Regions from separate parts of the Homo sapiens genome. Here region 1 is linked to region 2. The links are chromatin loops, found by intact Hi-C in ENCODE. Cell type or tissue: heart left ventricle. All regions are shown on one strand. Links, peaks and the distances in the headings refer to the core of each region. The heading gives the core; the rest is flanking DNA. Region 1 overlaps TGFBR3 (transforming growth factor beta receptor 3). Region 2 overlaps TGFBR3 (transforming growth factor beta receptor 3).

Evidence for each region. Peaks named below come from ENCODE experiments on the same cell type or tissue, not always from the same donor. Only the 100,000 strongest peaks of a DNase experiment are listed, where the experiment ranks them.
Region 1: a loop joins it to region 2, with 2.1 times the contacts of the local background. A loop is called at or near these places in 8 of 110 quality-filtered maps.

The regions. Positions count from the first base shown.
Region 1 is chr1:91,742,584-91,747,964 of GRCh38, reverse strand. The region is part of intron 4 of TGFBR3 (transforming growth factor beta receptor 3); the gene reads left to right. Among named protein-coding and RNA genes, the nearest start is that of TGFBR3, 140 kb to the left of the region's middle. RefSeq lists a silencer at 1,639-1,933. In heart left ventricle, for the core only: a CTCF peak has its summit at 2,834; no DNase peak of the experiment used is centred there; H3K27ac peaks cover 1,159 bases.
Region 2 is chr1:91,691,130-91,696,510 of GRCh38, reverse strand. It overlaps TGFBR3 (transforming growth factor beta receptor 3), which reads left to right. Exons shown (of 17, transcript NM_003243.5): 16 at 732-839. Among named protein-coding and RNA genes, the nearest start is that of TGFBR3, 190 kb to the left of the region's middle. In heart left ventricle, for the core only: no CTCF peak of the experiment used is centred there; a DNase peak (open chromatin) is centred at 2,730; H3K27ac peaks cover 1,213 bases.

The DNA.
Region 1 (5,381 bases), core at 175-5,174, 52 kb before region 2:
GGGGATATATATATGAAGAGATTTATTACAAAGAATTGGCTTATGCCATTGTGGGGACAGGCAGGGCAATCAAAGTCCGCAGGGAGGCCTTCAGGAAGGGCAGCTCAGGCATGAGCGGAAGCCGCTGTCCACAGGTGGAATTTTTTCTTCCTCAGGGAAGCCTTGGGTGTGCTCTTAATGGCTTTCAATGGATTGAATCAGGCCCACCCAGATTATCTGATACAATCTCCCTTCCTTAGTGCCACCTGATTATGGAGTTTAATTGCGTCTACAAAATACCTCACAGTAACGTGTAGATGAGTGTTTGATTGCATAGCTGGGGAAGATGGCCTAGATACGTTGACATATAAAACTGACCATCACAGAAATTTTTAAGATCCTTGAGCAATTTGTTGTTGTTTACTCTAACTTGACTTCTAGCCAAGTAATTATTTCGTTGCTTTAACTGTTTCATTTCTATTTCTGTCTGTCCCTTCCATTCCGTTCCTCTCCACTCTGACCAGCACAGCTCCTGAGATTGCTGGGGAAGAGGGGACAGAGAGGGAAATAACCCACCAGGAGAATCTCTGCAAGCAGCAGTGAAGGGTGGGAGCCCCCTGCTTTGCCTCACTGCTTTTCCTTTTCACTCTCCTCTAAGCCTGGAGAATGTTCCTCTGTATTTGCCTACCCAGACTTGGTAGAAAGCTTGCCCTAAGACACCCAGGTCTTTGCTGACCTGTGAGCCAGTCAGTTCCCTCACCAACGGGAGATGACCTTTCCAGGCAGAGTGTCCACCTTCCCACAGTGGAAAGAGCATCATTTTTGGAGTCCAGCAGACAGTTTGAATCTGCACTCATTTCTTGCTAAAGGTGTGTAATCTGGCACTTTATCTAATTGCTCAGAGCCCCAGTTGTTTCCACTATCAGATATGAGGATTCAGAATCCATGTGACATGCACTTAGGAAGTGTGCAGCCTGAGCTTTTGTGATTAATATCATATTTCCTAGTGTTTTATTAACATGAGGCTGAGGGATGTGCGTGTCTACCCTACACTACTGATTTCTGAGCCTGGTAGCTGACTCTTCCACAGCGATGGAATAGAAAGAGCTCTAGAGTGAGAAACCAGGTCTTTGGTTCTATTGTCAACCCTGTTGTCTGCCAGCTGTGTGCCTTGGGTAGATCCTTTAGCTTCTGTCAGCTTCAATTTCCTTCTCTGTAAAATGGAGTTGAGATTATCAGCCTTGATGAAAAAAAAAACTCTATAAAGAGAATTCTAGGAACATGTTTGGAGCCAGGCATTTGTAAAAATCAGTTTTTGCTCTTGAACTTGACTTGGCTGATTGGATGTAACTTAGAAGAAAAAAAAAGAGAGTCTTCCCTCCTGTGGGGTTCTCCAGGAGCACATTTGGAGGACAAAATTAGATAAAGGAATATGGCAAGTAATAGTAATGATACCAACATTTTATTTTTTTTCGTGAAAAACATCATTTAGATTGAAATGCACTTTGAATTTGGGGGTAAGCTCTTCCATCAGGCTAACATTGGCAGATGAGGAAGGGTAAAGTTAGGAGTCTGAAGAATTTTTTGTAAAGCTGGACAGGATTCCTGTGTGGCCTGGGACTCTACTTTGGAAAACTATATTAGAAAGCAGCTTGTGCTTCATCAGTTTGGTAACTTGTGGGGACTTAGTTTGTTTTTTAGATGGAAAGACATCTTTTGCTTCTCTTTGTGTATATACACACTCACATGTACTGTTGTTCTGATAACGTTTCCATGGGAGATGAGAGTATTGCTTTTGTACTGGCTCATGTTCAAGTTTGTGCATGTTTGTGTTTGGAGGGCAGCATCTCAGAGCTTTCCTCTTGGACGTGTGTAAACATGCAGGGTGTTAAGAACATGGGGCGGTTTCAGTCATTTAGGTTTTTTTTATATTTCAGCAAAAATTAAGAACAGGATGATCATCATGAATGTTTTGAGAAAAAGTAATAGTCAAATATGTTTTAAGTCATTTTATTGGAAGAAAGTAATCTGGTTTGGGGTACTAAATAAAATCACCCAAGAATTTTTAAATGGCTGCATGGATTTGTGTTTCATGAATGCATGATTGGCAGATACCATCATCACATGGCTCATGAATATGTAGCTTTGCAAATTATGAACCTAGGTTCACAGGCATGGAAGTTATTATTTCTTTGAAATGAAGCTTTTTTAAAAGGCATTGAGTCATGATATATGTTAATAGAAAACATGTTTCGGATTGCATTTCACATCACATGGCTTCAGAGGAAATAGGCAAGTGGGGTCCTCCCAGGAATTGGGTAGGGAGAACGTGTGATTTTCCTCTTTTAAAATGCAGGGTTCAGTCTTCATTTGGAAGGTAAATATTTCAGTGCTGTTCCAGTATGTTTGTTTTTGCTGGACTTTGTGTGTCCAAAATACATAAAAGCATAATCTTTGTAATGCCTTTCTGTGTGGGGGCTGTGATGAGTTCTAGGGCCAATCTGTAGATCCCACTTAAACCTCAACTGAGATTCTTGAGGAATACCTATTCTCCTTTACCGTGTGTCTTTTCCCCCTGGAACTGAGCCAGCAAGTTCTTGGCATGGCAGGTGTTTCTGAAATATCAGTGTGTTTTTCTTTGCTTTCTTTGTTTTCCTTGTTTTGCTCTTTCTATTTTCCTAAGCAGGCAACTCCAAAAAGAGATTTGTTTGTGCAGGAGTCAGGAAAAGGGAAGAGGAATACTGAAAGCTGGGAGTAGGGCAGGACAGAAGAGGGGGAGGAGTCTATTTTCATTGTGTAAGTGTTGAACTTCCACCAATGCCAAAGTCACGGACATGTGTGCAGTTGGATGTGCGAGTTAGAGCAGCCCCAAGGGCCTGTAACCTGAATAGCAGGCACTCACCCAGCTGATAACTCAAGTTCCAAATGGACCACAGCTGAGTTGTAGGGGATGTGTGTGTGTGTGTGTACGCGTGCGTTTGAGATTCCTGGAACAGATTTCCTCTGAGATCTCAACAGGCTTTTTCATTATCATTGGGGAGCTATGGTTTCTCTTATTTCACAAGGCCCATTTCTTCCTTTTGAGATGTGCAAGGAGATGACTCCATCCATGACTTGGCTTTACACTCTCCCTCTTGGCTTTTTATCATCAGTGCAGAGGAGAGATTCTTGCTCGTTCTTCAAACAATCTCATTCGAGCTTTATAAAGATTATTGGAGTTTAAATAATATTCATATCTATGGCCTAGAACAATGTTCCTCAAGTATGCGTCAGAATCATGAGTGGTAGAGGGAGGATTATAATGTAGTTTCCTACATTTCTACCTCCCACCACCCTGGAGTCTGCATTTTAACGTACTTCTGTCTGAGGATCAGACTTTGGGAAGCGTTGGGCTTGAGATGTTTTCTTGACATTGATTTATGTTGAGACCAGACCAAGAAGCAGATGGATGGACATGATCAGTTCATAAACATGTTCCTTTCTTAGGGTCAAATTGGAGGAGGCTCTAGAGAAGCACTGTCCAATAGAAATATAATGCCAACAATATATGTAATTTTAAGTCTTCTATTGGTGCATTTAAAAAGTAAAAGAAGGCTGAGTGGCTGGGCATGGCTCCTCGTGCCTGTAATCCCAGCACTTTGGGAGGCCGGGGTGGGCAGATCACCTGAGGTCAGGAGTTCGAGACCAGCCTGCCCAACATGGTGAAACCCCATATCTACTAAAAATACAAAAAATTAACCGGGCATGGTGGCAGGTGCCTGTAATCCCAGCTACTCGGGAGGCTGAGGCAGGAGAATCGCTTGAACCTGGGAGGCAGAGACTGCAGTGAGCTGAGATCGTGCCACTACACTCCAGCCTGGGTGATGAGCGAAACTCCGTCTCAAAAAAAAAAAAAAAAAGTAAGTAAAATTAATATTAATGACACTTTGTTTAACCCAGTAGATCCAAAATAATATCACTTAAACTTGTAATCAGTCAATAAAAATTAATGAGATAGGGATTTTTCTTGTGCTAAGTGGTATGCATTTTACATTTATATAACACAGGTCAATTTAACCAGCAACATTTCAGGTTCAGGTACTTGATGGTGCCATGTGGCCAGTGGACACTACATTGGATAACAGCTGTAGAGCAATGATGCCTTCGCTAACCCCCTGGCAGACACGTGGTTGCTCATGGCATTTGTTCCCATTTCTCCACTGCTCCTGAATATGACCTCAGAATCCTTCTCAGCACAGAACCTTAGGCAGGCACTGCCAGTTAATTGGACATCAAGATTTGTTTTATTTATCAAACAAATACTTAACAAGTATCTTTTTTGTACCCAACACTTGGGGTATACCCATGGACAATGCACACTAAGATCCCAGCCTCTGAAGGAACCTTCTAGTGGAAGGAGTTGGGCAATAAGCATATTATATGGCATTTTAGAAGGTGACAAGTACTGTAGAAATAAAATGTAAAGTGAGTTTGGGAAAATCAGAATTCCTAGAGTGGGGCTGGGTGGTGGGGTTGTAAATTTAAATGGGCCCATTGAGAAGGTAACATTTGAATAGACTTGAAGGAGGTTGAGGTGAAACTTAAGATGAGACTTAATATCCACTTTTGATCTAGGGTGGCCTGAAGTTTCCTCAAGACTTCATCTGGGAGCATTCTTTTTGGGGTAGGGGTCAAGGAGGCAGGAGGATGGGGATGTGTGGCACTATCCACAGCAAGTTCCTCTCCTCACCACTGAAGACTAAACCAACGTTGGGGAGGCCCAGAGAGAGGCTACAATGCAACCTGCCAGGTGGTGAGTCAGCTGATGTGCTAAGTGCTAAAGCAAAGAACCTCAGTGCCAGGAAAATGGTGTCTGTGCTCATTAGCTGGGACTTGTACACTTCACTCAGGCTTGGGAGATCAACCTTGAGGCTTCCGTGGATCCGCTGAGGACTTTAAGAGTTAAAGCTTAAAGACAGGTGTGGAAACAAAGGGCTGGTTGCCTCTTTGGCTTTTTTCATGTAGTTTTGGATGAGGTTGTTGAACCTGATCCAGAAAAAATAATAAACTTGGCTGTGGTTGCCTAGCCGTAAGTTCTTATAATAAAACTCCCAGCAATTGGCAGATAGAGTAATGTTCTGCTCTTTAAAAAAGTCTGGTAGCATAACCTGAATTTCAAATACAAATGTTGTGCATGGTTCAAGTAGGGAGGAGCATTCAGGAGAGTCCAGGGTGCACCTCAGCATCCCAGGATTTGTTTGACTGTAAAGTGCTTCATGGTTCCCCTTCAACAAACGTTTACTAGGAATTGGGACCCTTGGAGCCCAGTGCTCTGTTCATTCCCACAGGAAGACATTTGTCATGTCAGGGAATGTTAGAGGATTGGGTTTTAATTAGCAAGCAGGAGGAAAGTTCATTGGGTT
Region 2 (5,381 bases), core at 327-5,326:
TTTATATGTTTTGCTGACCATAAAACTGACATCACTCCCCACTGGGAAGTATTTCCGTTCCCCTTATAGAAAGATCATGGTTGGAAAAGTGTTAAAAAGTAGGTTGTTTTAAATGATACAATATGAAGCTGTTAAGATTAAGAGTTTAATATGAGGAGATCGGTGAAATGTTATAATCCACAGGAATAGTTTATTTTTATTCTATATTCTCCTTTCTTTCTGTTATCTTTCATACTTGTAAATGTTCACAAAAATATGTGTATAAAGTATTCTAAGGTGTGTGTTTTCTGTGCAGTGTGTCATTTTTGGAGATGTTCAGTGAATAAGCAGCAGTAAGCCAGATTTTGATCATGGAAGTTCACTTTATTTTCCAAAGCATCTTAACCTGTGAATTTTCAAGCTACCCTCCATTCAAATAGTAGGTCCTTAGAGTGAGACAATGAGATGACAGACAAGATTTTACTGAGTTTGCAAATCTGATTTTTTAGTTAGTTTGTTGATCAAAATAAATTGCAAACTGAGAATACTTTGGAAACCTGATAATTTCATTTAACCTTTGAAAAAAATTTGCAAGTTACAAAATACAGTGTATTTTATTGGAATCTTCATTGCATTCTCCGATTTTATTAGTGCTCAACCTTTATGACAGTGCTTGTGAAACAAATATAAAATTGCAATGCATGATGCAGACTAACCAAAAAGTTGTGTGTATCGGTTTCTCTCCTTTATAGCAATTTTCCATGGTCTGGACACCCTAACCGTGATGGGCATTGCGTTTGCAGCCTTTGTGATCGGAGCACTCCTGACGGGGGCCTTGTGGTACATCTATTCTCACACAGGTTAGTGTGACTGTTGAGTAAGAGTTGGTGAACAGCTTGTGTTCCTGCCACACAATAGACACTCAGTGTTTTGTTGGATGAAATAACGAATGAAAGAGAAAGTTCATTCCTACTATTTTTACATTTACATATTTGGTATAAATTGGGTTTCACAAAAGTATAATTTGCCATAAACAGTGGAAAGAAAAGGAAGGTTTAAACTGTGCTAATTGCGATTGTGATGTTGGTGAAATTTAGCCGCTAATAAAGCTACTTTGTTGTTAGAGTTTAAGGTTAATGCAGACAACGTACAGAAATACAAACCATTCCGTCAAAACCAAAGACTTAAGGATAGGCATATACATGAGAGGAAGTGAAAAAGAAAGCCAAGATTTTATTACCACACCTGCCAAGGTATTGAGCACTGTCCATCAGAGTCCTTAATCAATGACTTAAACCAGATTTTCTCAACCTTTTTTTAACCCATGCTATGTCTTCTTTGATAAAACATAAAATTTTCATGTTTTTCTATAAAGTTAAATTTTCTAAATAGATTTCCATGAACTGAAAAAAAAAAAAAAAGTGATGAAACAGAGCACTTCATTTTCAAGCTATTATCCCTCAATCTTCAAAATTCAGATGTGCTCCTCCCTACCAATCCCAAGGTTGAAACATACTAGCCTGATGAGAGAACCTGTTCTGACCCCAATACAGAATGCAGGCCAGCAAAGGGAGTCTTTAGTGCAATGGAGAAAGAACAAATGGATTGTCCTGCTATTGATTCTTTCTTAGTTTCCTTTCAACTATGGGCAGGAGTGACATGCATTTTGCGGCATTCTGGAGAACTAGAATGTATAAAATCGGTCTTGTTCTTGTTTGTTCTTGGATCCTTGTAGTTTTATACTGTGAACCTAGATAAACTGTGCTAGATTGATCCGTCAGAGGCAAGTGGCAGGCCCAGCTTCTCTGTTTATAATTTCATTAATTGTCCATTAAACCAATGAATGCCATGATCTTTGGCTTCCCCTTGGGCCAAGCTGAAAGGATGGCTGATTTAAAGAGGAAGGAAGTACTGAAGGATATTTTGGAGAGTCATATCTTTACCCTCTTGATTGCTAGACAAAACGTCAAGCTGTTGAGAATAAAAGCATGACACAGTGATCCTCTGATAGTTAAAAGTGTCAGATTCAAATCAGAATTTTCACTTTAAATACTACATCTCCTGCCTGAGGTATTTTAGATTACGCCAGAAGGAGAGGAATGGACTCTTTCATGCCTAGCATGGGACATTCACCCAAAAGGCAACCTCTTGGCAAAAATGTAGAAGACTTGAATAGAGAGACTTTGAGTCCTCAAATGCTTGTTCCTAGTCAGGATACTTTGAGTAAAGTATGTTTACGTGAAAGATTAAAAAATGACTTCTCATAATCCTAGCATTTTGGGAGGCAGGGGCGGGAGGATCACTTGAGCCCAGGAGTTCAAGACCAGCCTGGGCAACATAGTGAAACCATGTCTCTACAAAAAAACACAAAAACTAGCATGGCGTGGTGGTGTGCATCTCTTGTCCCAGCTGGCTGAGGTGGGGATCGCTTGAACCTGGGAGGTTGAGGCTGAAGTGAGCTGTGATGGTGCCACTGCACTCCAGCCTGGGCGACAGAGAGAGAAGTTGTCTCAAAATAAATAAGACTCCAGTGTCATGATTCTGGAGTATTATATAACCATCTGTGAATCAGTTTAGGAGGATTCTCCCTCATGAACAGTTTATAAAAGGACCAGAAAGACAGAATTTAGCAGAGCAGCATTTTAAAGTAAGTAATTTTGTCGCAGGAATACCGACATGTTCAGATCTCAAGCTAACAGTTCTTTGCAACTTTTCCAACCTCCTGCCTGGCTGAGAGGTTCTAGGGCTGTTGGCAGCCTGTGTTGGCTGTTGGGAGTGAGTTTGAAAGTCCTCCAAGAAGACTGGGTCACCCACAGATGTTTACCATGTGCCTGCTCAGCCACTGACTGGCCTTGGTCACACAGCTGCACTCTCATAGCTAATCTTGGGCCAGGAAGCCAGGTCCAGGCAGAATATAGGGCAACCAGATAATACTCACTACTGGAACATGCCCCACTGAAATCCCCCCAATAATCCAGACTGTTACCCACAGCCAAGCACACAAACCTGATAAAAAGCAAAACTTGGTGGTATGGCATGTATTCATCCTCATTGAATTTGGAAGTCTGTTGTTACTGATCCTTTTTCCCCCAAGCCAGAGACTTCAGGAGGGCCTTTCAAGTACTGTTAATGTAGAAATAGGTTTGTAAGTAAATTTAAGAAAAATGAAACCAAAGACCTCCCTCCTGTGATGCTTTCCAGCAAAATGAATTACACTGATTCAGAAGGTAAAAGGTTTATAGACACTGTCATTTGGGCTTAAAATCCATTGGCATGACTTATGAGACAGCTTCAAAATTACTTTTTATTAAAAACTGTAGCCTCTGGTTCATTTTATAGATTGCTCTTGAGGAATACCAGCATCATACAAGCATGAAGAAGACTCACTTCAGGACCACATGATAGTTCTTTTCCAGAACCCCTTCAGTTTGTTACCTGGGTCAGCTAGCAGCAATTTAGATTAATAAGGAAGATTATAATGCAGTGGGCAATGGGGAGAGCCAGGATACAAATACTGACTCAGTCCGTTCAATTTCAACAGTGATTGAAGCTGTGGAACTCACAGATCGTATATGCTGTATTTGGGGGTTCAGATAGCATCTGCCTCTGTGTGAAAAACAATCCTTAATTTGAATAACTTTTCCTTTGTTTACGCTTTCCATTCCATGTGCAGCACGGAGCACAAAACCAAGTCACAAATTTGGATTGTGGATATCTACTTACATACCTGGAATGTGTGTTACTCTACAAAGACTGGGTTCCCACTTTATCATATGACAACTCTGGGCACAATAAGAGATATTCCCTTAAGGCTGGATTAATTCTGTTTGGAAAACTCCATTCCTAAAACTTACATTCTCTCCTAAGATGCTGTAGAGAGGAGGGGTGCTTGGGGGCTGAAATGGTGCTGGAACCATAGAATGTTCATGCTCCTAGGAACCCTACCTAGTTCAGGGGTCCCTAACTTCTAGTCCATGAAGGTCCCTAAAGTCACATGCAAAATCTTATCTGTTTTTTTCTTGAAGGGAGGAACAAATGCTTTTATTTTTATTTTCTAGTAAAACTTTTTAGCTTCATCAAAGTAGTACATGCAAATAGTTTAAAGGTTGAAATAATCCTACAAGACTCATTATGAAAAAAAAATCACACCCCTACTGTCCTTACCTTCTTTTCTCACTCCCCAGAGCATTATTTTTGGCGCTTAGCTCATCCTTTTGGATGTTAATCCATACTTCTAAATAACCTGAGTATATTGCTGCTTTTTGACTTTGCAGGTTTACACCTTTGCTCTAGACCTCCTGTTATGGAAAATGTCCCCTTCCCCCACCATCCTCTTAATAGAAATATACTGACATTTTGGTTAGAGCAGCATTTACTGTTTACATTATTATGACTACCTAAATGCTAATCACAGTTAACTCATGTAGTATAATATCCTGCATGACTTTTAATTTTCCCTAGAATTAATTATTATCTTTCCCCACCCTACCCCATTAGCTTAATTTTCTTTTCTTTTTTTTCTTTTTTTTGTTTTGAGACGGAGTCTCGCTCTGTCACCCGGGCTGGAGTGCAATGGCGCAATCTTGGCTCACTGCAAGCTCCGCCTCTCAGGTTCCTGCCATTCTCCTTCCTCAGTCATCAGCTTAATTTTCTATGTATTTATCATTAATTCTTCTGCTGACCCTGCCAGCTGTCTCAATCTCCTTTTAATACATTGAGACATATGGAATGTTCTACTGATTCCTTTTCTTCAGCTCTTTCCTGGAGCCTCTGACCTGCTCCTGTCTGAACCGGTTCCCTCCATTTCTGGACACTGCTGTCTTCCTATGATCTTCTTCGCTACCATTCTGTGCATTCCCTTCACTTCTCTTTTGAGTTGTGGATGTCCTGTGTCATGTATCTCCTGCCTTTCTTCTTCCTGGTTTAAAGCGTACAGAGGACGCAAATGTTTTTCACACCTTGCATGTCTGAAAATATCCTCATTTAACAGAAACACCTGGTAGACAGTTTGGCAAGGTACAGAATGTTAGATTATAGACACTTTTTCCTTCGGACTTTTGAAAGCCCTCCTCATTGTCTTCTAGCTCTGAGGATTGCTGTTGAGAAGTTCAGAGCTGTGCAGATTCCTGATCCCTTTTGTATATAACCTGTTTTTTCTTTCTGGAAGAAATTTTACAATGATATCTCTTGAGTTAGGTGTATGTTTATACATTATGCTGGTCACTAATTGGGCCCTTTCAGTTTAGAAACTCATATCTTTCAGTACTGAGATTTTTAAGAATGATTTATTTTTTTCTCACCCCCTTTTTTCTGTTTTCTCTCATTTTAGAAATCATTTTATTTGAAAGTTGAACCTCTTGTCCTTTAATTTTCCTTTCTTTCCTGTTTTCCATGTGTCTGCT